Linked DNA regions of Homo sapiens: region 1 is linked to region 2. A link is a loop called in an ENCODE intact Hi-C map of the cell type or tissue named here. Cell type or tissue: chondrocyte. All regions are shown on one strand. Links, peaks and the distances in the headings refer to the core of each region. The heading gives the core; the rest is flanking DNA.

Region 1 (12,168 bases), core at 1,799-9,798, 220 kb after region 2:
AAATGATCCTGTAAACTATCTAGAAAGCAAGAAAAATGATTTCTTGATGAGGTTTAAGATTTCCTGCCAAGAAGCAACCTCCAGCAAAACACTTACTGATTTTCTGGGGCACAAGCTCGTTCCTGCTGTCTCTACCATCATATGGGGGAAAAATAACCATTAAAATTGTGGGGACATGTGAGCTACCTGCCCTGCATTCAGTGAAAACAGGACTAACCTGGAGAAACACATTCTCGTCTCTCTGGGAGAAGAAGAAAACTTTGATCATTACTGGCAATACTTTCATAATAAGAATAGCTTTTTAAGGAATTACATCAAAATCAATATTAAGAGATACTGTTTAGACAATGCAGGTAAAAAAATGAAGATTTTTTTGAGAAAAGTTTAGTTGACATTAATAATGGCATCCTCCCTGCCCTTCATGAATCCACATCAGTAGCTAAAGATAAAAGCAGCACTGCTTCTGGTGGTTGGATTTATTCTGTGATCGCCTGGAGAGCAACTTGATCTTTCCACAGAGAGACTTGACAAGGATTAAACACCAGGAGATAAAAGATACTGAGTTTCTCAGAGAAGACATGAGTGCGGCTTTGGATCTCACAATGAGGAGAATAGAACAGCATTATTCAAGTATGCCTATGGAAGTAATGGTTTCTAAAACTGAGAAAATGCTCTCTGAACATCTCTGTGGCTGCTGGAAACAGTGTCCCTGCTGTGAAGCAATTTGTACAAACACAATTCCTACACACGAAGGAGACCATGGTGTTCCCTTCCCCTGTCCTCAGGCTGTCTATGGAGAGGAATAGTATAAAACAGGCCATTCTGTCATGGCTTGCTCTACTAGTTTTGTAGCAAGTGATTGTTTATTGGTTTTGAGCAATGATGGAAAAATCCCATATAAGTATCAAAAGGCAGGAGTGGATTATGCCACGGGGAGCATCCCTCCAGATTCCTCCACCCAGCCATCTTGGAAATGGTTTCTTTCTCACTTCAGATCAAAGCTAGAATATAAATATCAGGAAAAAAAATTACAGGTAATGGTAAAATCCCTAACTCATGGGCCAAAATCCAAAAGAAGGACATCCTTGAAGATTTGAAAAAAACAATGATACTCAATGACCACAAAAGAGCCCTAGTGTCTGAATAAAAGAGTCAGTGTAGGCCGCGCACGGTGGCTCGTGCCTGTAATCCCAGCACTTTGGGAGGCCAAGGCAGGCGGATCATGAGGTCAGGAGATCGAGGCCATTCTGGCTCACACAGTGAAACCCCATCTTTACTAAAAATACAAAAAAATTAGCTGGGCATGATGGCAGGCTCCTGTAGTCCCAGCTACTTGGGAGGCTGAGGCAGGAGAATGGCTTGAACCCAGGAGGTGGAGCTTGCAGTGAGGCGAGATTGCGCCACTGCACTCCAGCCTGGGGGACAGAGTGAGACTCTGTTTCAAAAAAAAAAAAAAAAAAAGAGTCAGTGTACCTGAACAATCCCAAAATAACTCCTCTTTACAATTAGAACTGGTATGGTTTGGCTCTGCGTCCCCACCCAAATCTCATCTTATAGCTCCCATAATTCCCACGTGTTGTGGGAGAGACCTGGTGGGAGATGATTGAATCATGGGGGCTGATCTTTCCCATGCTGTTCTAGTGAGAGTGAATGGGTCTTATGAGATCTGATGGCTTTAAAAACCAGAGTTTCTCTGTGCAAGCTCTCTCTTTGCCTGTGGCCATCCACGTAACATGTGACTTCCTCCTCCTTCCTTTCCACTATGATTGTGAGGCCCCCCCAGTCATGTGGAACAGTAAGTCCAATAAACCTCTTTCTTTTGTAAATTGCCCAGTCTTGGGTGTGTCTTTATCAGCAGTGTGAAAACAGAATAGTACGGTAAACTGGTACCAGTAGAGTGTGGTGTTGCTGAAAAGATACCTGAAAATGTGGAAACGATTTTGGAACGGTGTAACAGGCAGAGGTTGGAACAGTTTGGAGGGCTCAGAAGAAGACAGAAAAATGTGGGAAAGTTTGGGACTTCCTGGTCTAGGTGTTTAGAAAAATAAGTCATTGGTCTAGGGATAATCCCGAGCCTTTGAGTTAGGGCGCCCAAAGCCATCCCTTGTTTTTCAGCCACATAGAGGGTGAAAGGTTTTTCTAAGTTATGGAGTGCCAAAACAGGAGCGGTTCCTGGTTTTCTTTGGGTTAAGAATGACTATTGGCAGGTTCCATCCCAATTCAAAGGCTTGTGATCACTGTCTTTTAGAGCTTTATAGAGTGGTTTTGCCATAAGCCCAATCCTGGGAATCCAGATCTGGCAGAATCTGGCCATTCCCCAAAAGGCTCTTAACTGTCTCTTAGTTTGAAGGGGCTGGAGTGCCAAAATGGTCTCTTTTTGTTCCTGGGCCAAAGTCCTTGTCCCAGGAGTGAGCACATACCCCACATATTTAACCTTCTAAACAGAGTTCTGGACCTTATGAGGGGATATCCAATCCCCTTACTTTTCCAGAAAATTAAGAAACTGGATGGTGTTTCTTTCAGAGTCTTCCCTGGTAGGGCTCGAAACTAATAGGTCATCTACATATTGTAAGAGGGCCTCATTAGTTAACTATAGTTCCCTTAATTCCTTATCCTATGCATTGCCAGAGGGATGGGAGTTGTCCTTAAAACCTTGGGGAAGGACTGTCCAGGTAAGCTGAGGTTCAGCATGAGTGTCTGGATCAGTTCATTTGAAAGCAAAAATATACTGGGAGCCTGGGTATAAAGGTATACAAAATAAATCATCCTTTAAGTCTAACACTGTGAACCAATGAGTGTCTTCAGGGACTTAAATCAATATTGTATAAGGATCAGGAATTATTGGGTGAACTAGGACTACTTCCTCATTAACTGTCCTTAGACCCGAACAAATCTATATTCCCCATTTGGTTTCTTTACAGGCAAAATAGGAGTGTTACATGGAGACTGACAGGACTATAATAACCCCTACTTTAGGAACTTTGCTATTCAGGGCTGGATGCCCCTCTGAGACTCAGGTATCAAAAAATATTGTTTTTTTTTTCCCATGGGAAATTAACATTGGGTTTTTAAATAACCTGGACTTGGGAGTACATTAACAGCTCTTCAGGGAACTTCCATGTCCCAAATAGAGGGGTCTACTCAAGAAGCAATGTGTGATGCAAGGGAGGTCTTCTCCTTATCTGTGTTAAGGCAAGCACTTAGAGCTAGGAGAAACATCGCTTCCTGGCCTGTTGCCTTCTTATGAGGCACCCTAAATTGAACTGTATCCTGTAATTGGGAAAGTAAGTCTCCCTCCAGTAGAGGGCTAGGACACTCAGGCATAAGTAAAACTGAGGGAAAATGTATGGTCCTCAATGGTGTAACCAAGGAGGAGGGCAGCTCTCCTAATTTTTCGTTGGCCATCAATTCCTGTTGCTGGACAAGAGTGGTAAGACAGTGGCCCTGAGAAATAGGTTAAAACTAAGTAGTCACCTCCTGTGTCCAATAAGAACTCAGTATTCTTGCCTGCTCTATCAGGGGTTACTGAGGCTCCTTCATGGCGATGGTAAGGTGTCTAGTGGGACCCATAGAAGACCTCAGGCCTTTTCAGGCGTCTGCTTTCTTGGCCATTATAAGTATGGGTGTTTCAGACTCCCTCTTAAGCCTGGGGCAGTCCTTCTTCCAGTGGCTTTCTTAATTACAGAAGGTGCAATGATGTTGGCCTAGAGGCTGGTGAGTGGGGGCTCTCATCTGAGCATCCCAGATGCCAGTCTCACCACACTTCCTTGAGGTGGGTAATCCTGAGGCAGTAGTGCCTAAAACAGCCACTAACAATTGTGCTTATTGGCCAGTTCTTTTGGTGTTTGCCTCTTCCTCTGCACTGTCCCTATTATTGTAAACTCCAAAGGCAATATCTAAAAGTTGGCTCATGGGGGTTTGGGATCCCATTGATACTTTTTGTAGCTTCTTCCTAATGTCAGGGGCAAACTGAGTAGTAAAATGTGCACCCAGGAGAGCTTACCCTTCTGGGGAGTCTGGGTCTGTATTAGTATATTTCCTGAATGCTTCAACCAAATGGCCCTGAAATGAAATGGGATTTTCATCTTTCTTTTGGGTTATTTCTTTCACCTTATCATAATTAACTGGTTTAACCTCATGCTCTTTTATACCACCTATTAAACAAATTAGCACATGATTTCTGTGTTCAAGATCTTGACATCCTCTCCGATAATCCCATTGAAGATCTAGATCTGGAACTGCTTCTACTCCCACATAAAATGGCAAGGCCTGTTTTAGTGCAGCCACCCCATCTGCATGTTCATGAGCAATACCTAGAATTCTTTGTTTTTCCTCTACAGTACAAGAAGTGGATAATATTTGCACAGTTAAATAAAAAGACATGGTCAACTTAACAAACTCCTCTACATGTTTGCCTGGATCCTCCAAAAACTGACCATATTTTTGCTTGCACAAAGCCAAATCAGGCATAGAAAAAGGCACATACACTCCGGCCACTCCTCCATCTCCATCAGCTACCCACTGCAATGAAAACATTTTCAATTCTGGGGGCTGATATGGGGCCCCGTTCCTGGTGGTACTGGTTAGGTTTACTTCTTCAGGCAGTAGAGGATACGGGCCAGGGCTTGTTGGATAAGTGGGAGGGGTGCCTGACGACCTTAAGGTGGAACCTTGCACTAGAGAACTGGTGGGGGATCTGAAGAGGGCCACAGGTCTCCTAGGAGTAGTAGCTAGGAGAGGTCATCTAGGATATCTGGCATGTCTTCTGGGTGCCTGGGGGTATCATGAACCAGACATGTTCTACAGGTAGCCCTTAAGTTAGAATCCTGGTAGAGGGTTATAAAAGCCTGCACATTAAGGAACTTCTTCCCATTTTCCTTCCTTTTTACAAAGCAAATCTACTTGTACAGTATCATTATAATGTAAAGAAGCATGCCTAGGCCAAATCTGTTGGTTTGCCAATTTTTATTGAATTCAAACGTTATTGCAATAGTAAATGAGTTTTTTTCCTTTTCAATTTGTCTAATAATTTGAATTTACTCCAACTCCAACTGTCTAAAAGACACCCTAGTGGTGAGTCTTTTGGGATGCTTATTTTTGTCCCAATGTCTATTAAGGGTCTCTACAGGGGATTTCAGTTAGCCTAAGTTTAGCAAATGCTTAATTACTTTTTCCTTTTAGTTTCCCACTTTCTACAAAATATAGATAGCAACGTGTTACAAAAGTGGATTATGAGCTACAAATGGGCAGTTGGATGTTTTTATTTTTTATTTTTTCAATGGTGAGCCGGTGGTAGGGTAGAAGAAAACAGCCTTTTTGAAGCAGGAGTGTTACAGCTCTGGTGGTGTTACAGCTTTGTGACTGCCTTTGCAGAGCAGGGCTACCCCACAGACAGTGTGCTGAAGGTAGCATTGCCATAGAAAGGGGTGGTAACTCCCAGATGTTGCCATGGCACAGGTGAACTATCATGGCACACTGGTGGGAATGTCTTATCAAAAGCTGCTCCTGCCCAGTCCCTGTTTTAGCTAGTCCTCTATTTGGTCCAGTGTCTGAGCCCCATCTCCGGAGTTGAGTCCCCTCATACATCAAGCAGTGGCCCACAGCCCTATTGAGAGTAGTAGAGAGAAGCATGAGACATAGTTGCTAGATGGGCAACTCATTAGTAAGTGATCAATAGACAACATAAAACTGGCAAATAAAAATAAAGGAGATAAAACTGATGAGCAGAGCTAGAATAGATTTTTTTTCTCACATGGCCTTGGAATTGGGGGTAGGAGGGGTGGGGTTAAAGGTGGAAGCCTAGGCCTTGCAAATATATTCCTTAGGAGGAGGTGTGAGATGGACGTAGTAGTTAAATTGAGCCAAAACAAGGAGCCTTGCCTTGGTCCCATGTGTTCCAGTCTGAAATTGTTCCTGGCAGAGCTAAAGCTTTATCATCCTATGTACTGGGGAGGCACCTATGTGTGCAAGTAGAGATTACCCCCTTATATCAGCCAGGTTAAGTCCATAAAATTTACCCGCAGCCTTTTCTGCCTCAGCTTGTAGCTTTTCTTGGTCTCTGGAGTTCCAATAAGGCTAAAAAATGGAAATCATGATGTATCATTTTATAGATACAGATTGGCAGTGTCAAAGCAACTACTGGTCTTAGTAAGAGCATCATAGACAGTCACAGTGACGAATTAATTTGCTGTTTTTCTGACTCCCATGCTAACCATAGCTACCATTCTTAGGCATCCCATCTTATTTCCGAGGCCCTAAGTTTGGCTTCTGGCTAAAACTGCGTGGAAGTTGCAGACATGTCTTTCACCAACAGATGGCGATAAAGAGCAGATCAGGATACTGAATTCTGAGATTTTCCCAACTCCAGCACAGTTAACATTTAGGGCCAGATAATTTATTGTGGGGAACTGTTCTGTGCATTATAGGATGTCTAGCAGCACCTCTGGCCTCTACTCACTAGATGCTAGCAGCACTCCTCACAGTTATGACAACAAAAATGTCTCTAAACATTGTCAAATGTCCTTAAAATATTTGGATTGCCCCATTGAGAGCTACTATGAAATGTGATGTTTAAGTTTTAAATATGAAAACAGAAAAGAATCAAATTTTGATGGAATTTTTGAAAATCTTTGTTGTTGTTTTTTTTTTTAAATAACGTGTAGTCACTGAAAAAATGTTTGAAAATGTAGGAAAACATAAGAAAGAAAAAAGCACACAAAATCCCACCATTCAAATTACCTTCTGTGAACATTTTAATAGCAATTCTTTCAGGCATATAGACACATAGTTAAATATGTATAATTTTGCATTTATGGCAATGTATAGTATATATACTCTCCTATAATCTCATTTTCACTCAAAATCTACTAGGGATATCTTTCTAGGTCAACAAATATTGGTATAGTTTAATAATTAACTTTAAAGCCTACATAATATCCCTTTGTATGTAATTAACCAGGTCACTACTGACAGCCAACCAGGTTCCTACATTTTCACTATTATAAATAGCACGGCAATTAACATCTTTGAGCATAGGTTTTTGCACAGCTTGAGAGTGAGATTATTTCACACTCATTTCCTATGTGTCTACAATTTTGCCAGGACCCAGAGCTTTAGGGAGTAGATTAGACATAGATTTTCTTCCAAGGATGTGCAAAAACTGGTGGAAAGAATGCGAACGGTATAATGGGAATGTTTCTAACACAAATAAATATGAAAGCTTGAGGTGATGGGTACCCCATTTACTCTGATGTGATTATCATGTGTTCCTGCATTAAAATATCTCATGTACCCCATAAATATATACACCTACTATGTGTATATATATATATATACAAATTAAAAAATAAAATAAAATAAAATAAAATTCCTTTATATACCAGAAGAATGTGAACAGAAGACAGAATAAAATATAAGTAGCATGGAAATGCAAGGTGTAAACATTGACAAAAGATGAAGACATAACTGATTGGATGTCAGGGATATCTTCACAAACATGAGCCTTGAAATAGGTAATATAAAAATTAATCTCAGCTCCTTTCTCTTCAACTATAGTTGTTGCAGCAATCACTTGTTTAAATGCCGATTTCTCTATTTCCCCTGCTCCCTGTGTGAGGGCCATAGCCAGGTTTCTCTTCTCCCTCTTTTTTATATCCTATGTTTATTACAGGGTCTCACACTTATCTTTAGTAAAGTTTGCTGAATGGAGGTATTCATGAGAAACTTTCCTGCCTGAAGAGCATTCTCTAAAACAAAGAGAAGGAAGAATTACATAGCAGAAATAGGTCTATGGATTCAAGTTCAAATTCTCTCCAACTTCCCAAACTCAAAGACAGATAGGAAACAGAAACAGGAAAGAGAGAATGGAAGAAAAAAAGGTAAATTAATATGCCCTTCTGTGATCTCTCACTCTTTCTCTTTCTGTGATTCTCTTTCCTCTTTTGAAAACCTTATCCAAGGAGAAATATCAATGACTTCAGAAGGGCAATAGGGGGTGATCCTAAGGCTTATACTATGACTCAGATAACGTACAGAAACATTTTACTCTCTTTATTTTAGTCTATAATTTGATATTCGTCTCAAATCCCCATCCACTGGTTAGCAGGAGAAAAAAACAACAAACCAAACTAATAGTTCAATCTAATTTTCATTTAGTCTAACCTGACAATTTAGTATATTTTTAGGAATTATTCATTCTCTGTTGGATAAAATGATGCTTGATTACTAAGAAAGCCTTCCCCTGCTTCTCATCCCAATGTGTGGTGGAAAGAGTGTGGTTTATTCAAGCTTCTGGTGCTGAGAAGGAACTCTAGCCTCAGCCTTGTTTTTCTGTTGCAGCAGCTCCATCTGCTGGTCTCTCGAGCACTGTTTTTTATGAACCTAGTTGTTCAGCATTCTGCAGGACACCACTGCTGAACTGGCTAGTTCACATGGGGTCTACACTTTCTACAGGGACAATGTTTCTGAGTTGCTAATGCTGTAAGAAAAATTTTGCTGTCTGCATAACCCTGAGTTGATTGCCACATCCTCCAGCCTACAAGTTGGTCCAGCATTCCACACTCTGTTATTGTCAAGTCAACTCATTCGGCTATGGAGGCCTATAAGAGCCCACCAGGTTTCAATTCAGTATCTAAATCACATAAAAACTCAAGGCATCTTTGTAAAGTTAAACCCCAGGGGCTCTCTCTACTTGACTGTGATGTGCTACATTTCTGTGACTGAGTCCTAAAGTTGATGCATGGCATAATTAATCCATTTGGATGTCAAAAGACTAATATTACCTCAGTCTTATTTCTCTCTACTTTTCTTTCATAAAGAATTCTAACTCCTTCCAGACAAATGAATGTCTCCGGTAGAGTAAGAAGATGCTTTAATTATGACACTTTTACCTACATCTTCATCTTCACTTTTGTTGTCTGATAAGGTCAAAGCCTTATCCTGTGCTCTGTTCACTGCACCTCCAGGTGTTTAGTCTGGAAAGCTTGAGATGTGGAAGATCAGTGGGAGAGAGACTAGAAGAAAACGGCCTGCTCACACCACATGATACCGGTCTTGAATTCTCACAGACATAAACACCTTTCTTTATTTATAATATTCTTTCATCATAATTAAGAATCTGGCATGTCGGGAGCTTGTCCATTCATCCAATACACATTCGCAGAGTACCTATTATGTGCAGTGTGCTCTGACCAGCACAATGTGTAAGCTACTGTGTTAATTTTCTATTCCTGCTGTAACAAATTACAACCAATTTGGTGGCTTACAACCACAGATTTATCTTAAGTTCTGGAGGTTAAAGTCCAAAATTAGGTCTTATGGGGCCGAAAACAAGGTATTGGCAGGGCTTCCTTCCTTCTAAAGGCTCTCAGTAAAATCCATTCCCTTGCCCTTCCTGCATCTAGAAACTGCCTGCATTCCTAGACTTCTGACCCCTTCCACCTTCAAAGCCAACAATGGCCATTCAAGGGTTTCGGTGCATCGTTCCAACTCTGACCCTGCTACCTCCCTCTTATAAGGACCCTTGTGATTATATTGAACCCACCTGGATAATCCGGGATAATTTTCTTGTCTCAAGATTGGTAATTTAATCACATCTACAAAGTCCTTTTTGCCATCTAAGGTACCATGTACAGGTTCTGGGGAGTAGGAATGTGAACATCTTTGGGGGACATTTATTTATCAATAGCATACTCAAAGAGAGACTAGCCCTCAGTGAGTCAAATGACTACAAAACACGTGGCTAATCTTTTTTTAATAACTTTTTTAAGCTAAAATATAACAGTTATACAAATACTAAAAAATGCTCAGAATGTATATGTACAGCTCAATGAATCTGGCACAAGGCATACACACTCCAGTAACCACTATTCAGGTCAAGTTACAGAGCATTACCAACACCCCAGTATTCTTTCCTTATGCCCTCTTCTAATCACTATACCTTCACTCACTCCCCAAAAGCAGTTTAACACCATACATCAGTTATGTTTCTTAGACAGGCAATTGAAATGATACAATATGTATGTTTTGTGCCTGCCTTCCTTCACTCAATATTACGTTTGTAAGATTTATCCATGTTACTATATGGAGCTATTGTGGTTCATTTTCTTTTCTTTCTTTTTTTTTGAGAGTCTCGCCTTGTCACCCAGGCTGTAGTTCCTCTCTGTTCCATTGGTCTATATATCTGTTTTGGTACCAGTACCATGCTGTTTTTGTTACTTTAGCCTTGTAGTATAGTTTATAGCATTGTAGTATAGATTGCAATGGCACGATCTCGGCTCACTGCAAGCTCTGCCTCCCAGGTTCAAATGATTCTCCTGCCTCAGTCTCCTGAGAGCTGGGATTACAGGCGTCTGCCACCACGCCCAGCTAATATTTGCATTTTTTCAGTAGAGACAGGTTTTACCATGTTGGCCAGGCTGATCTCGAGCTCCTGACTGTGTGATCTGCCTGCCTCAGCCTCCCAAAGTGCTGGAATTACAGGTGTGAGCCACTGCGCCTGGCCTCGTAGTTCATTTTCTTTGTTGTATAATGCATTGTATGACTAGATCACAGTTTATTTATCCTTTATGCTGATGAACAAACATGTGGGTTGTTTTCAGCTTTGGGGTATTTTAAACAGTGTTGCTATAAATAGTTTTGCACATGTCTTTTGGTGCACATATACACACATTTCTGTCAGGCATATACAACAAGTAGAATTGCTTGGTTATGGCATATACATATCTTCAACTTCAGTAGAGAATACCAACCAGTTAAAAAAATTTTTTTATTATACTTTAAGTTCTAGGGTACAGTGCAGAACGTGCAGTTTTGTTACATAGGTATATACATGCCATGGTGGTTTGCTGCACCCATCAACCCGTCACCTACCTTAGGTATTTCTCCTAATGCTATCCCTCCCCCAGTCCCCCACCCATGACAGGCCCCAGTGTGTGATACCTCCCTATGTCCATGTGTTCTCATTGTTCAACTCCCACTTATGAGTAAGAACATGCGGTGTTTGGTTTTCTGTTCTTAGTTTGCTGAGAATGATGGTTTCCAGCATCATCCATGTCCCTGCAAAGGACATCGTTTTCATGGCTGCATGGTATTCCATGGTGCATATGTGCCACATTTTCTTAATCCAGCCTATCACTGATGGGCATTTGGGTTGGTTTCAAGTCTTTGCTATTGTGAATAGTGCTGCAATAAACATACATGTGCACGTGTCTATACAGTAGAATAATTTATAATCCTTTGAGTATATACTCAGTAATGGGATTGCTGGGTCAAATGGTATTTCTGGTTCTAGATCTTTGAGGACTCATCACATTGTATTCCACAATCATTGAACTAATTTACACTCCCACCAACAGTGTAAAATTGTCCCTATTTCTCCACATCCTCTTCAGCATCTGTTGTTGCCTGGCTTTTTAATGATCACCATTCTAACTGGGGTGAGATGGTATCTCATTGTGGTTTTGATTTGCATTTCTCTAATGACCAGTGATGATGAGCTTTTTTTCCTACGTTTGTTGGCTGCATAAATGTCTTCTTTTGAGAAGTGTCTGTTCATATCCTTCATCCACTTTTTGATGGGGTTGTTTTTTTTCTTGTAAATTTGTTTAAGTTCTTTGTAGATTCTGTATATTAGCCCTTTGTCAGATGGATAGATTGCAAAAATTTTCTCCTATTCTGTAGGTTGCATGTTCACTCTGATGATAGTTTCTTTTGCTGTGCAGTAACTCTTTAGTTTAATTAGATCCCATTTGTCAATTTTGGCTTTTGTTGCCATTGCTTTTTGTGTTTTAGTCATGAAGTCTTTGCCCATGCCTATGTCCCGAATGGTATTGCCTAGGTTTTCTTCTAGGGTTTTTATGGTTTTAGGTCTAACATTTAAGTCTTTAATCCATCTTGAATTAATTTTTGTATAAAGTGTAAGGAAGGGGTCCAGTTTCAGTTGTCCGCATATGGCTAGTTTTCCCAACACCTTTTATTAAACAGGGAATCCTTTCCCCATTACTTGTTTTTGTCAGATTTGTCAAAGATCAGATGGTTGTAGACATGTGGTGTTATTTCTGAGGCCTCTCTGTTCCATTGGTCTAGATATCTGTTTTGGTACCAGTACCATGCTGTTTTTGTTACTTTAGCCTTGCAGTATAGTTTAAAGTCAGGTAGCATGATGCCTCC
Region 2 (12,168 bases), core at 3,011-11,010:
ATGGTTCTACAACAATAGAGGAAGGGAGAAGGGAATAGCTATTGAGTAATCAACCAATGTACCTTCAGAGTTCCATTCTTCAGGTAGGCTCTGTCCACCTGGCAAGCAAGATAATCACCAGCATTCTCTACATCGTCATTTCATACTATACTCTTTCCCTTCTATCCCTCACTTAATCTTAGTTCTGTAAGTAACAATATCTTTAAGCCCACTAGCAGCCCTTGTGTTGATGTCTTTCTAGTAATTTTGTTTGTCTGAAGGTCACTTTTTACTAAATTCCTCAGGAAGGGCTTGTAGGGACAAAATTCTGAAGTTCTTCTATGTTGATAACAATTTGTACCTTTTGAAAGTTAGTGTTGCTGGATATAAAGTTGTTGGTTTATACTTTTTTCCTTTGTGTATCTTAAATATGTTACTATGTTTTCTTAGGACATTATGAGTTGCTATCAAAAAGCCTTCGATAGTCTAATTTTATTTGCTTTACAAAATCACTTGTTCTTTTTGCCTAGATTTTTTTTCTTTTTTATTGAAATCTAGTTATTTTTGTTAGAATATGTGTTGGTATTGAACATTCTGGGGAAGGATTGTCAGGTATGTTCTTTCAAAATGTGGCTTTATATCTTTTTTTAAATTTCAGAACAATTTTTCTGAATTACGGTTTTTAATATTTGTTCTCTTCCCTTGCTTTGTTTTTTTCTTGGGGGAATCTTGTTACTGATACATTAGATCCTTATCACCCATCCCCAATATTTTTCCCTTTCTCTTGAAATCTTTAAAATTGTTTATTTCCTTTTTAGTTGTATAATTACCCTTATTTTGCCTTCTATTTTTCTTGAGAAATTATCTGTCGAGTTTGTTTGCTCTTATGTCCCATTTTAGTTAAATTTCCATTATGAAATTGTTTTTTCTTTCATTTATAATTCTTTCCATAGTTCTGTCACATAATTTCTGAGTTTTTCTAATTCTGATATGTGTCCTCTCATGACTTCTATCATTTTTCTATTGTCTTTTAGCTTGTTTTGAAATAGGCTATAGTTTTGCTCTGGTTTTTGACATGCTTTCATTGTCTCTGGGGATTTATTCTATGCCTCGCTTTGTTTTTTTCTTATAAAAGCTTGGTATGGGGTTTGATGCTGATACTTTTCTACTGCTCATAGAAAACTGGAAATTTTAGCTTTTCTTAACTTTCAAAAGAAGACTTGGTTCAAAATAGTTCTCTAACCTCTAAGTTTCACTTTCTATTGTTTTTCTGTATTAAAAAAAGATGGCTTACTTTCTGAGGTTTTCTGGTTTCCCTCCCCTACCTTCATCTAGACTTTTCCTTTTTCTCTATTGCTGCTCAATCCTTATTCTACTCCCAGCATTTTCTCCATGACGAGCTCTGTCCCAAAAGGGAGCCCTGACTGTTTGGTTTCAAGAGTACACAGGGCATAGATTACTTAAGCTTCTATAGACCTTACCTCACCTGTTCTTGGAGGGGGTAAGACCCCCTTCCAGTTTTACCTGCTGTTCTGAAATGGGCCCTCTGCCTCCCAGTAAATGCTTGATGACTGTTTGGGGGTTTTCTTATTCTTAGGTCCATCTGTTGCTTCATTGTTTCCCTCTGCATCATTCATCACAAATGGTGATGCCATGTGTGTTTTGAGGTTGCAGATGGTTTGACCCCACCTACTTGTATTTTAGGATCTGTGAGGATCCCTTGCCCTCATTTGTTAAAAAATGCTATCCTTGTGTTTTTGGTTTTATTATCTAATTGTTCTGTCATTTTTACGTGGGCATTTGGGGGAGATTTCAAAATGATGCTGCCATTGCCATCATCTTCTCAGAATCCCTTCTGGCATTTTTTTTAAAGGATGATTCTTTTTCTTATATGGAGCAGAGACTGTAAAGTATAGGAGGCAAGGGCCAATGCAGGTAGAAAAGTTAGAAGGCTTTTGCAATAATGCAGTAAGAGATGATGGTGACTTGGGCTGGGGGAGGAGGGCAGGTGGTGGTCAATGTGGTGAGAATTGGTGGATTCTGGATATATTTTTAAAGTAACGACAACAGGATTTTTAAATGGGATGTGTTGTATGTGAAAAAGAGTCAAAGGTGACTATAAAGATTTTGACTGGAGAAACTGGAAGAACAGAGTTTCCATTTACTGAAGTTGGAAGACTGCAGTTTTGGCGGGGAGGAATTAGAGTTCATTTTGGCTCTGTTAAATTTGAGGTGCATGTTAGACATCCAGATAGAGAAGTGAATTAGGCAGTTCTTTAAATGGGATTGGAGTTAAGTGAGAGATCTGGGCTACAGATAAATCTGGGAGCAAATATATGGTACTTACAGCCATAAAGCTGGATGAGATTTCCTAGAGAGTGAGTACAGTTGGAGAAGAGAAGAGATCAGCTAGGAGTACTACAGGGTTTGGGTGTGGATAGTATGGCTCTTATTCTGAACATTTTAATTCTTTCCTTTATTTTGTGCGAAGTTTTAACACAAATACTAAACTTGTCAATTAACCAGTTCCTAAAGAGTTAATGAGTGGCTAGGTTCAAGAATATTCTCTAAGACAGATAACTGAGGACTGGCATGTTCAATATTCATTCCCAGCAACTCCTCTGTTCTGCAGATGCCAGAGACTACAAACTACACTTCCCAGACTCGCCTGCAGCTAGGTGTCATATACAATTTAGGATCCACCAGTTAGATCTACAAAAGACTTTGATTCAGAATTGAATTAAGAGGGGGAAAGAGTCAGGGCGTATGCCATCCGTTCTGTGGATCATAGCAGAGGCAGTGTGTTCTGTAGTTGATGGTGTGACAGTGATATCCCATTTTGCCAGGCAGAACACAGCCCTAGATGCTCAACCTTGAGTGGTTTTGTATTTTAGCTCTCCTATTATTCTGCAACCCATTTAATATTCTGTAATAAGTCCCTCCCTGCTTAGACTAGCTAGAGTAAATTATGTTATTTGCACATGAACCCTAACTAATAAATCCCCTCCATGGGTCTAGTATTTTACGTTTGTGATATAGATGTATGTGTTAACTCACTCATGAGCAGCGAATGGGTGTGTGTGTGTGTGTGTGTGTGTGTGTGTGTACACACACTGAGGGCAAGGAGAAAGGAAGATTGTTTGTGGGCTCTGGAGGGTACTCACGGACAATTATGGCCTGTGCTCCACTAGAAGAAGATGAAGAGGAGGACTCAAAAGACGAATTTCTGATGCCCAAGTTCCAGGGCCAGCCCAGCGATGCTGTGAGCATCTTCTGTGGCCCGAATGTGGGATTGGTGTGGCCCTGGAAGTCTCACCCAATTGCTGGTATCTTGGAGGTCCGTGGATGTCGGCTGCGGGGCCAATACTTCCCCCACAATTATAAGCAGCTGGAGGAAGACCTGGACAACAACCCTAAGATCCAGCAGGCACTGAATATACAACAGGTGCTGCTGGAGGTGAGAACAGTGGTTTAAGGGATAGGGCGCTGCCCACCAATTCCCATTATAGCCGCATGCCTCTGCCCTAAACACCTTGTCTGCCCTTAGGGCGTGCTGTGCAAGGTGCAGGAATTCTGCAGGGAACATCATTGGATAACAGGCATTTATGAATTCCTGCAATCCTGGGGGCCTCAGAAGCTGGAAGACATGAGAGGTGGTCCCATCAAGAACTACGTGACGCTGGTGAGCCGCCTGAATGTTTGGCAGGCCCGTGTCTCCAGTATGCCTATCGAGTTGCTCACAAAAGGCGGGTTGCTGCTACTTAGCTGCCATGATGTACAGGCAGAGATGGGTGAGTACTGCTTCTCTTCCCTCTCCTCCTTCCCTTTTCTGTATGTCTATTCACATGGCCTGCCTTGGTCCTGGAATGTCCTCCGGAGACCTTCGGTGCAGGCCTCTTATTGGACCTATGAAGCCTTCCAAAGCCCGAGGTCCCAGGCCCTTTCCTTTGCCATCAAAGCTATGCTCACTGCAAAGGCCGGCCTCTCTGTTTTGGCTCTGCTCATACCCTGTATTCCTTAGGAATCATGTTCCTGTGCTTGGGCTACTAAGCTCAGTGTCTTTACAGAGATTCTTGGGAATCTAGGGTGCTTTCTCTCTGCATGTAGCTGAGTGAAATTTATACTACGATTTGCATATGTAAAAAGCTACTCTCTAACTGAGCTTGTCTTACTCTGTAGTCCTAACTTCTACTGGTAGTGAAAGAATGTAACCTTTCCAATTAAAGAAAGCTCCTTTCATTTAAAGCAGTCACTTTTGGTCTGATTCAGTCTATTTGGGATATCTGGGCAATTGAAAATTTATACTGTAGTTCTGGGTTGTTTTTACTTTCAAATGTCTTTTCCTCCCTTTTCCTTCCCAAGGTGCCACCTGTACTGGGGAAGGCCGGTGGGCTGGCTTCTGAGGTGTGATACATCCTTGCCTGGTCTCTGCCCTCCTGACATTGCTGCTTCTGGTGCTGCTGTGTCCTGGGCTGGTAGAGCTGCGATGTGTTTTCTTGGACTAATAGGGACCTGGAGTGTCTGTCTTTGCTGACCTGTCCTTGTCTTAACATTTGCTGGCATAGCTGATCCTTGGGGTTTTAGTGAATCCTTCATCCAGTCTCTGTCTTAGGCTGGCTACCCCCATGGCTTTTGCTTCAGGGTCCCTAGCCCCTCAACACAGGAACTTCATCTAGGCCACTGGCTATCAATTCTCTGCTATCATCTATATCCCCTGCCATTTGGGAGTTGTGGGAAACTGGTAAGCATTATATCCGCCCCTCTTTTTACTACAACACATAACAGTATGATTTCTACTCTGCTGTGACTGTTTCATGTTAGCAAGGGACACCCTAAAAGGTGGTCTTTCCCAAAGTTCTATGTGGAAAGTGGGGCTCAAGACCATTCTACTACCTATTTTCTCCTCAACCCATCTCAGGTTCCCTCCTCTTGCCACTTCTACCCCTGCTAATTGAACGCCCAATTGTTGCTATCCCTGGGTCTCTGAGAAATCTGGCTTATGACCTAGTCTTTTACCCTCTTTTCTTTCTTCCTTCCCATGGGAAGGATATCTCATGCTATTGTGTACTAGCTAGTGCCTCAGCCTAGGAGTTCGCCACAGAGAGGCTCACAGCGGGGTAGATTTGGAAGCCAGTGATTTGTTCTTTTAGGAAATATGGAGGTTGTTCTCTTTCCTCACCTAGCCTCAAGGATGGCAATAGCCAATAGTATCTACTTCCTGTGAAGACTAGATCCTGTTGGACCCGTGGCTTCCCAGGCCTGCTTTCTTTATGAAGGTTAGAAGCCACTGGGGCCTGGAAAGAGTTTGCTTGTATGCCCTGCTTGCTTCGCCTTCCCTGTCTTGGCTCTCAACAGATGAAAGCACATGTATCATTAGGTATCCAGTGGGCCACTAAAACTCCCTCCTCTTGTACAGGGGGTTCAGGCGGGCAAGGCAGGAACCGGGAGGACGTTTGATTGTTTTGTCTTCTCTCTGGCCGTGTTTTGGTCAGGCTTTACTTCACTGCTGCTGAGAAAGCTTATTGTTGTTCTAGTTTGTTAGCTTCCTGATCCTCAATCCAGGACCAACTAGTCTCTTTAAGAGGAGCAGGTGGAGAGAAATGAGCACTGGATTTAGAACCCTGTCTGTTTTTCACTTGCTTTGTAACTTCAGATTACTGTGTTTTAGTTTCTTTATTTGTAAGCTGGGCATGATAACACAGTCACTCACAGGGTTATAGTAAGGATGACTAAGATATTATTTGCAATACTCTTAGCATTGAGTGTGGCATGCAGTAGGTGCTTAATATTTTTTTCATTTCACCTTATCCCCTTGTATCTACTCTCATCCTTCTTGCTGATCTAATTTTATCTAACCCTCTGACTTAACTCTGTCGTTTCTCTTCTTCCTGAACTCCCTTGAACAACAAATGGCGTAATTATACACTCTGACGAATTAGCTTCACCAGAAACTTGGGGTCACCCTTTACTCCTCCCTCTCCTTGACCTTACTACATCCAACCTGTCTCCAAATCCTTGTCATTCTTCTGCCCCCTAAGTATCTCTTAAATCTGTTTTTATCCATCTCCAGCTTCTAATCCCAAGGAGTCCTGGTATTTTATCAATGCATTGCTCCTTTATACCATACGGTGTCACTGTTGAGCTCCCATCTGCCTTCATCTGCCTGTTGCTACTGGTCCAAAAGCAGCACCATAAACAAACAAACAAACAAACAAGCAAACAAATGTGGCAGCATTGCAATGGCCTAGTTACTGTTATGTTCCAAAGGGACAGTGTGAAAAAGGATGAGTTTAGATCTTCATGTTCTGTTTGATATAGGTTGTCCCTCAATAGGCTTCCTCTCAGCAGGTTTTCTTATTATCAGGTCTTAGTACCCAGTCATCTTGGTTACTTCCTCCAAGTCTCTGAAAGTGACATACCCAGTATGTCTCAATTATCTGTCCCCCAAACTCACTATTTTACTTACTAGTTGCAGAGATGCTAATAGAGGATCGGTCAGTTTACTTTGCACATAACATAAAAAATATTTTTAAATACTTTTTATAAACATATATTTTTATGTTTACATTTATATTTATAACATAAACATGTTTATATTTAAAATATAATGAAGTGGAGCCATGCTGCCTGAGTCTGAATCCTTGCTCTGCCACTGTGTGATGTTGATCAAGTGACATAACCTCTCTGAGCTTCAGTTTGCTTATCTGTAAAATAATAGTATTTACTTCAAAGGGAATTTGTGAGGATAAAATATAATTAAAGTACTTGAAATAGTGTCTGGTATGTAGAAAGCACTCTATACTCTATTTGGTGTACCATATTTCTATATTGTATTTTTCCTATTCTGTGCATATTTTAACATCTCTGAACTTTAAAGGTGTCTCATGATTGAAGATGTGTTAGAGTTTAGATGGCATCAGTTTTTTTTCTTTGTTAGTGGTATATAAAATAATGGTGCTTCTTACAACGGGATCTTAGATTTTATGAGGTATCATATGGGTGTTATCCCTGCCCTCTGAGATAATAAAGTTGTTCATACTGCCAAGGGCAGCTTCCAGGATTACTTTCTAGCCCCTTATCCACCTGAGACTTTCTTTACTTTAATCCTTAAAAACAAAAGGCAGATCATACTACCTTCTTGGTCCCCTTCTTCTAGAGCAAGGGCAGTAAGACTCCAAAACCAGAATACTTTTATGTCTGCTAGGATACTCTGCTATTCACAAACATGTCATTTCCATACTGTTGCACACACTGTTTCATCTTTTTGGAGAATTAATACTCAACACATCCAACTCCAGTGTTCCCTTCTCTGAAGGGGCCTTGCCCAGCCTTCTCAGGATACCCCCCGGCACCCCCACCTCTTAGCTATACTGGCTGAAGGCTCCAGGCACTCACAGTGGATTTATCACACTGATTTGTGATTGCTCATTTGTATGTCTGTCTCTGCCTCATATTGTGAGCTTTTCAGGGTGGGGAAACTTTCTGTCTCATTCATTTGCTCTCGTCTACCAGTATAGAGCACAGTCCCCAGTGCATAGCAGCTGACTGGACATTGAGCAGGGATTCAACAAGCATTAAATGAGATAATTCATGGTCTGACCTGCCATTCAGCCTACTCCCACTCTGGACCACAGCACTGTCCCCAGCACCCCTTCTTTTTTATGCGTCCCCTCACACCTTACTCTCCTGTCTCCAGAATCCAAGCTGAACAGCATAAGGAAGGACATTCTTGCACACGTGCAAAATGAGTGCTGGAACCTCAGTCAACAACTCATGACAGAGCTCACAGATTTCATGCATATCTTCCGAACCATCAACTCAGATATTCATGCCATTGCACAGTGCACCCAGAAGGTGGGCTCTCCCCATCCATCCTTCCCAGTTTATTCAGGGCCCATCCTGCTCAAAAGCTCAGCACACTCTCTTCAGGTCTCTGCTGAGCCCCCAGCAGAGCTTGATGCTCTTAAACTGTGCTCGCCTAAGAGATCTACCCTTGCTAATTCTTACCCTGTCCATGTGGCCCTCAGGTTCCTCATGTCACAGGGAGGCCCTGGTGTGATGAGAGAGTTGTGCTCTCTGTGACAGTCAGATAGAAAATTGTTGCCTTGTCATCAAGGTAATGGGGTGGTGGGTGAGAAGTGGACCCTTCACCAGAGAGATCTGGGTCAGAGAGAGATTTGATCCCTCTGGAGAGATCCCTCAGGAGAGATTGCCCCTGATTCCAGTTGATTACAAGGCTGCAACTGGGTCTGGAGACTTCACTCCAAAAGGTGGGAGTTCCCCTTGGGGATGGGACCAAAGAGGTACATGGGGTTGTGGGGCTGCCGGTCTCATGCTGTAATTCCTGCAGTTGAATGAAGCCAATGAACAGTACGTCGAGCTGGAGGAGCGAATGGAATACGTACGGGCACTCCACGAACTCATCCGCAACCACTTTAGCCTCTTTAGTGCTGAGAATGAAGCACTGGACATCTCGGTGAGAAGGCAATTCGGGGAGTCACCCATCCCTCCCTGCCCTCCTCCCCCACAACCACATCTACTCCACTGCCCTCTGCTTGCCCCACAGCTTCTGGATATGTGGGAGGCATTTCAGTTTGAGAAAAGCCAGGCTTCAGAGTTCCTGCTCAGCAAGCGACATGCCATTATGCCCAAGCTGCAGCAGCTGATGGCAGCAGCATTGGCAGAGCTGGAAGGCCTGCTTGCGAAGGCCCTCTCCGGTCCCTTTATGGACCCCACACAAGATCAGAGGAGTACTGAGCACCAGCTCGTCTCCCTAGAGCGTCAGTTCCAGAACACAGTCAGCGACCTCAGTGAACTGCACCACGCCTATGCCATCTTCACTGGTACTGAGGATCCCTGCACCCTCCATTATCACTCTGTGATAGACCCTTCAACTGAAGTAAGAGTTGGAACTCAGGGTTCTGTGTCCTGTATGACCCCAAGCAAGCCTTGGGAATCACACACCTTCACTGGTGTCTTTTATAAATGAAAATTTCAGGACAAAAACATCATATATTGACCATGGCAGGTGTTGTGCTTAGGGTGGGGGTATGGGGGCTCACAGTCTGGTAAGGAAGGCAAACAAGTGAATGTTCCATCAGAATGTGATGGGGTCAGGGGCTAAAAGCATGTGTGGGAGAAATGTAAGTTCTCCTTATAGAACGTAGCCTTTTTGTAGCCCTGTTCAACACAGTCCTACACCAGGCAGCAGGCCCCGAACAAGAGTAGGTCTTGATGCTCTAGCAGATCACTTCCTCCAGCCAGTGTGGTATAGAGAGGAGGCTACTGAGGGCCTCACTAATACACAGGAGGAGGCCAGGACAGAACTATTGGTCTCAATTCTTTCATACAGTGGTGCAGGTAAGCTGGTTCCCTTCTGTTCTTAAAGAACTCTGTGGGCTCTGGAAGGAGACCAGAGCAAATATAAGAGCCATTACCAAACAATGGAGACAGGATCTCAGGCTAGAGTGCAGTGTCATGATCACAGCTCACTGCAGCCTCAGCCTCCCAGGCTCAAGCAATCCTCCCATCTCAGCCTCCTGAGTAGCTGGGACTACAGGTGTGTGCCACCATGCCTGGCTAATTTTTGTATTTTTTGTAGAGATGAGGACTCACTTTGTTGCTCAGGCTGGTCTTGAACTCCTGGACTCAGGCAGTCCTTCTGCCACAGCCTCCCAAAGCACTGGGATTACAGGTGTAAGCCACTGCGCCTGGCCTTCCTTCCAGAATTCTTATATGTATGTTGGATTTACTGAATCTCTCTCACTCATTGCTTTTATCTTCTTTATCATCAGTCATTCCTTTATTCTTTTTCTCTGAGTTCTGGAAAAATGTTGTGAGCTTGTTTTATAAGCTTCCATTTCCTATGGTATCACTTTGTATTTCTATTGCATTTTAAAACACACATTTTGCATGTGTATGCATGCTTATGTACACATGTATACGCATGTAACTGTGTGTTTATGTGTATATACATGTGCACACATTTGCTATCTCTATCTGCTGAAGAGGACATGAAGCAAAGAAACCCCAGTAGCAAGAAGCCACATTGTGCTCAGGTCTTAGTTTCTAACAAACACCATTCCCCATTAAAAGGAACCAGAGCTCCTTAGAGAAATGGATGATTCCAGGGCTGTGGCAGGGTAGGTACAAGATGAACCTAAAGTGTCATTTTATACCAGAAAGTAAGAAAGTATTAAAGTGTTTAAAAAAGTGATGGGAGCATATCACAAGGATTCAGAAGGGATACCAACTGGCTAAATCTGGAACAATTTGATCACCAAAGTAAGTACAATAATAAATTCTAAGCTATTGAAGTAAAGGCATTTATTATGCGTAGTAATAATAAATAGATAATGAGAGAGAAATGAGGACTCATGCTTACAGTAAAATGCCAGGAGCTGACTGGCATAAATGTGGAAGGAAGGCTGGAGTGGGAAAATTATTATTTTGCAACCATCATGGTAATTACCAGATCAGATAAGGATCAACAGATGCCAAATCTAGGGCAAATTTGATGAGGAGCAGAATATTTGCACTGTCTTTGAGAGTTTCTCCCAGAGATCACTTATTTGTTGTAAAAAAAAAGAAAGAAAGAAAAAGAAACAACAATTAGTGGAGAAATCAGACAATAATTTGACCAGGTGATTAAAAATTAACATCACCAATGAAGGACATAGGGACATGATCTGCCTTCAGATGTGATACTGGAGAAGGAAGGATACAATATCACTTATGTAGTAGTCCAGCTGAGAATGAGTATCATTTTTAAAAACCATAAAAACACAACATGAGGAACTTTCTATGAACAAAAAAAATGGCAAAAGGGGACTGTATACTTCAAAGATGTCTGTTACAAAAGAAAGAAAGGCTATGGAAATGTTCCAGATTAAAAGAAACTAAGAGACATGACAAATGCAGTGCTTGACCCTGGACCAGATGCTATAATTGAGGCAAAAAATGCAATCTAGGACATTATTAGGTCAACTGACAAAACTGAAATATGGACAGTAGATTAAAATATTGTATCAATATAATATATGAAATTTGGAATTGCACTGTGGTTATATAAAAGAATATCCCTACTCTTAGGAAATGCATACTTGAGTATTTATGTAACTTGCCCTTAAATAGTTCAGAAAAAAAAATTGTGTGTGTGTATATGTGCATACACATGCCCATGCACAGAGCATGTGAATGCAAATGATAAAGCAAATGGGTAAAATGTCAACAAAAGGCAAAGATAAACAGTATAGATATATATCTATACCTATGGAAGATAGAAGGTACACAATTTTTTTTTACTACTTTTTCCTACAACTTTGAAGATTGGAACTCATTTTCAGATAAAAAGTTTTAAAATGCATGGAAATTATCAAGTAGATATCACAAAATGTCTGTCAAAGGACATTTGCTCTTAATCCCCAGTTTGTCTTTATCTTTTCATGTGTTTGGAGATGATATCTCTGCTCTTTCTTACAGATGAAGTTGTTTATTTGTCTAATATTTGATGTTGAAACAACTGCTGTCAAAGATTGTATGGGACTCTAGCCATATCTTTGAGTTTAGACAAAGACTGGAAGAGTTTAGATTTACTGTCATTTTACTTTTTGTCAGATCAGAGCTTTGATAGCCTAGTGATTCCAGCTTTTTAATACTCTGAGATCTCCAAAATGGATGATGTGCACATGTGTAAGATGCATGAGGCCCAGCATTTGGGTGTGACTCTATCACTTTTTGTCCCACTCAAGAAAGTAAACTGGAGTTCAAGTTAATGAGATATCTGTTGTCTTTTAAGTAAATTGCAAACCTCGATATTATAATTATTGTTAATTATAAATTCCTATTGACACTTATCTCACAACTGACTATAAGTAACTGATTAAGAACTAATGTAGTACCCTGTGAGATGAAGGGGTGGAGGATAATGGCCGGAGGTAAACATGACAGGTCCTCTATGTGGGCCAGATCTTTTTTATATTCATCTTGCTGAACTTTCTTTTGGGCTGACAGTTCATTCGCTCATTCATTCATTCATTCATTCAACACATATTTGTTGAGAGACTGCTGTGTACACTAGGCTTGAGGTACATCAGTGAACAAATGATAAAATGCTTTTCTTAATGGACCCAAACTTCTAGTTGGGAGAGAAAGACAATAAACAATGATGATAACCAAATTCTGTAGTAT

Evidence for each region. Peaks named below come from ENCODE experiments on the same cell type or tissue, not always from the same donor. Only the 100,000 strongest peaks of a DNase experiment are listed, where the experiment ranks them.
Region 1: a loop joins it to region 2, with 6 times the contacts of the local background. A loop is called at or near these places in 25 of 110 quality-filtered maps.

Annotation. Positions count from the first base shown.
Region 1 is chr11:6,749,228-6,761,395 of GRCh38, forward strand. It overlaps the pseudogene GVINP2. Among named protein-coding and RNA genes, the nearest start is that of OR2AG2, 17 kb to the right of the region's middle. In chondrocyte, for the core only: CTCF peaks have their summits at 6,302 (motif pointing right), 6,539, 8,346 (motif pointing left), 8,553 and 2 weaker places; no DNase peak of the experiment used is centred there.
Region 2 is chr11:6,525,352-6,537,519 of GRCh38, forward strand. It overlaps DNHD1 (dynein heavy chain domain 1), which reads left to right. Exons shown (of 43, transcript NM_144666.3): 11 at 3,171-3,436; 12 at 3,527-3,770; 13 at 7,676-7,833; 14 at 8,330-8,822. Among named protein-coding and RNA genes, the nearest start is that of DNHD1, 34 kb to the left of the region's middle. In chondrocyte, for the core only: CTCF peaks have their summits at 6,113 and 6,375; no DNase peak of the experiment used is centred there.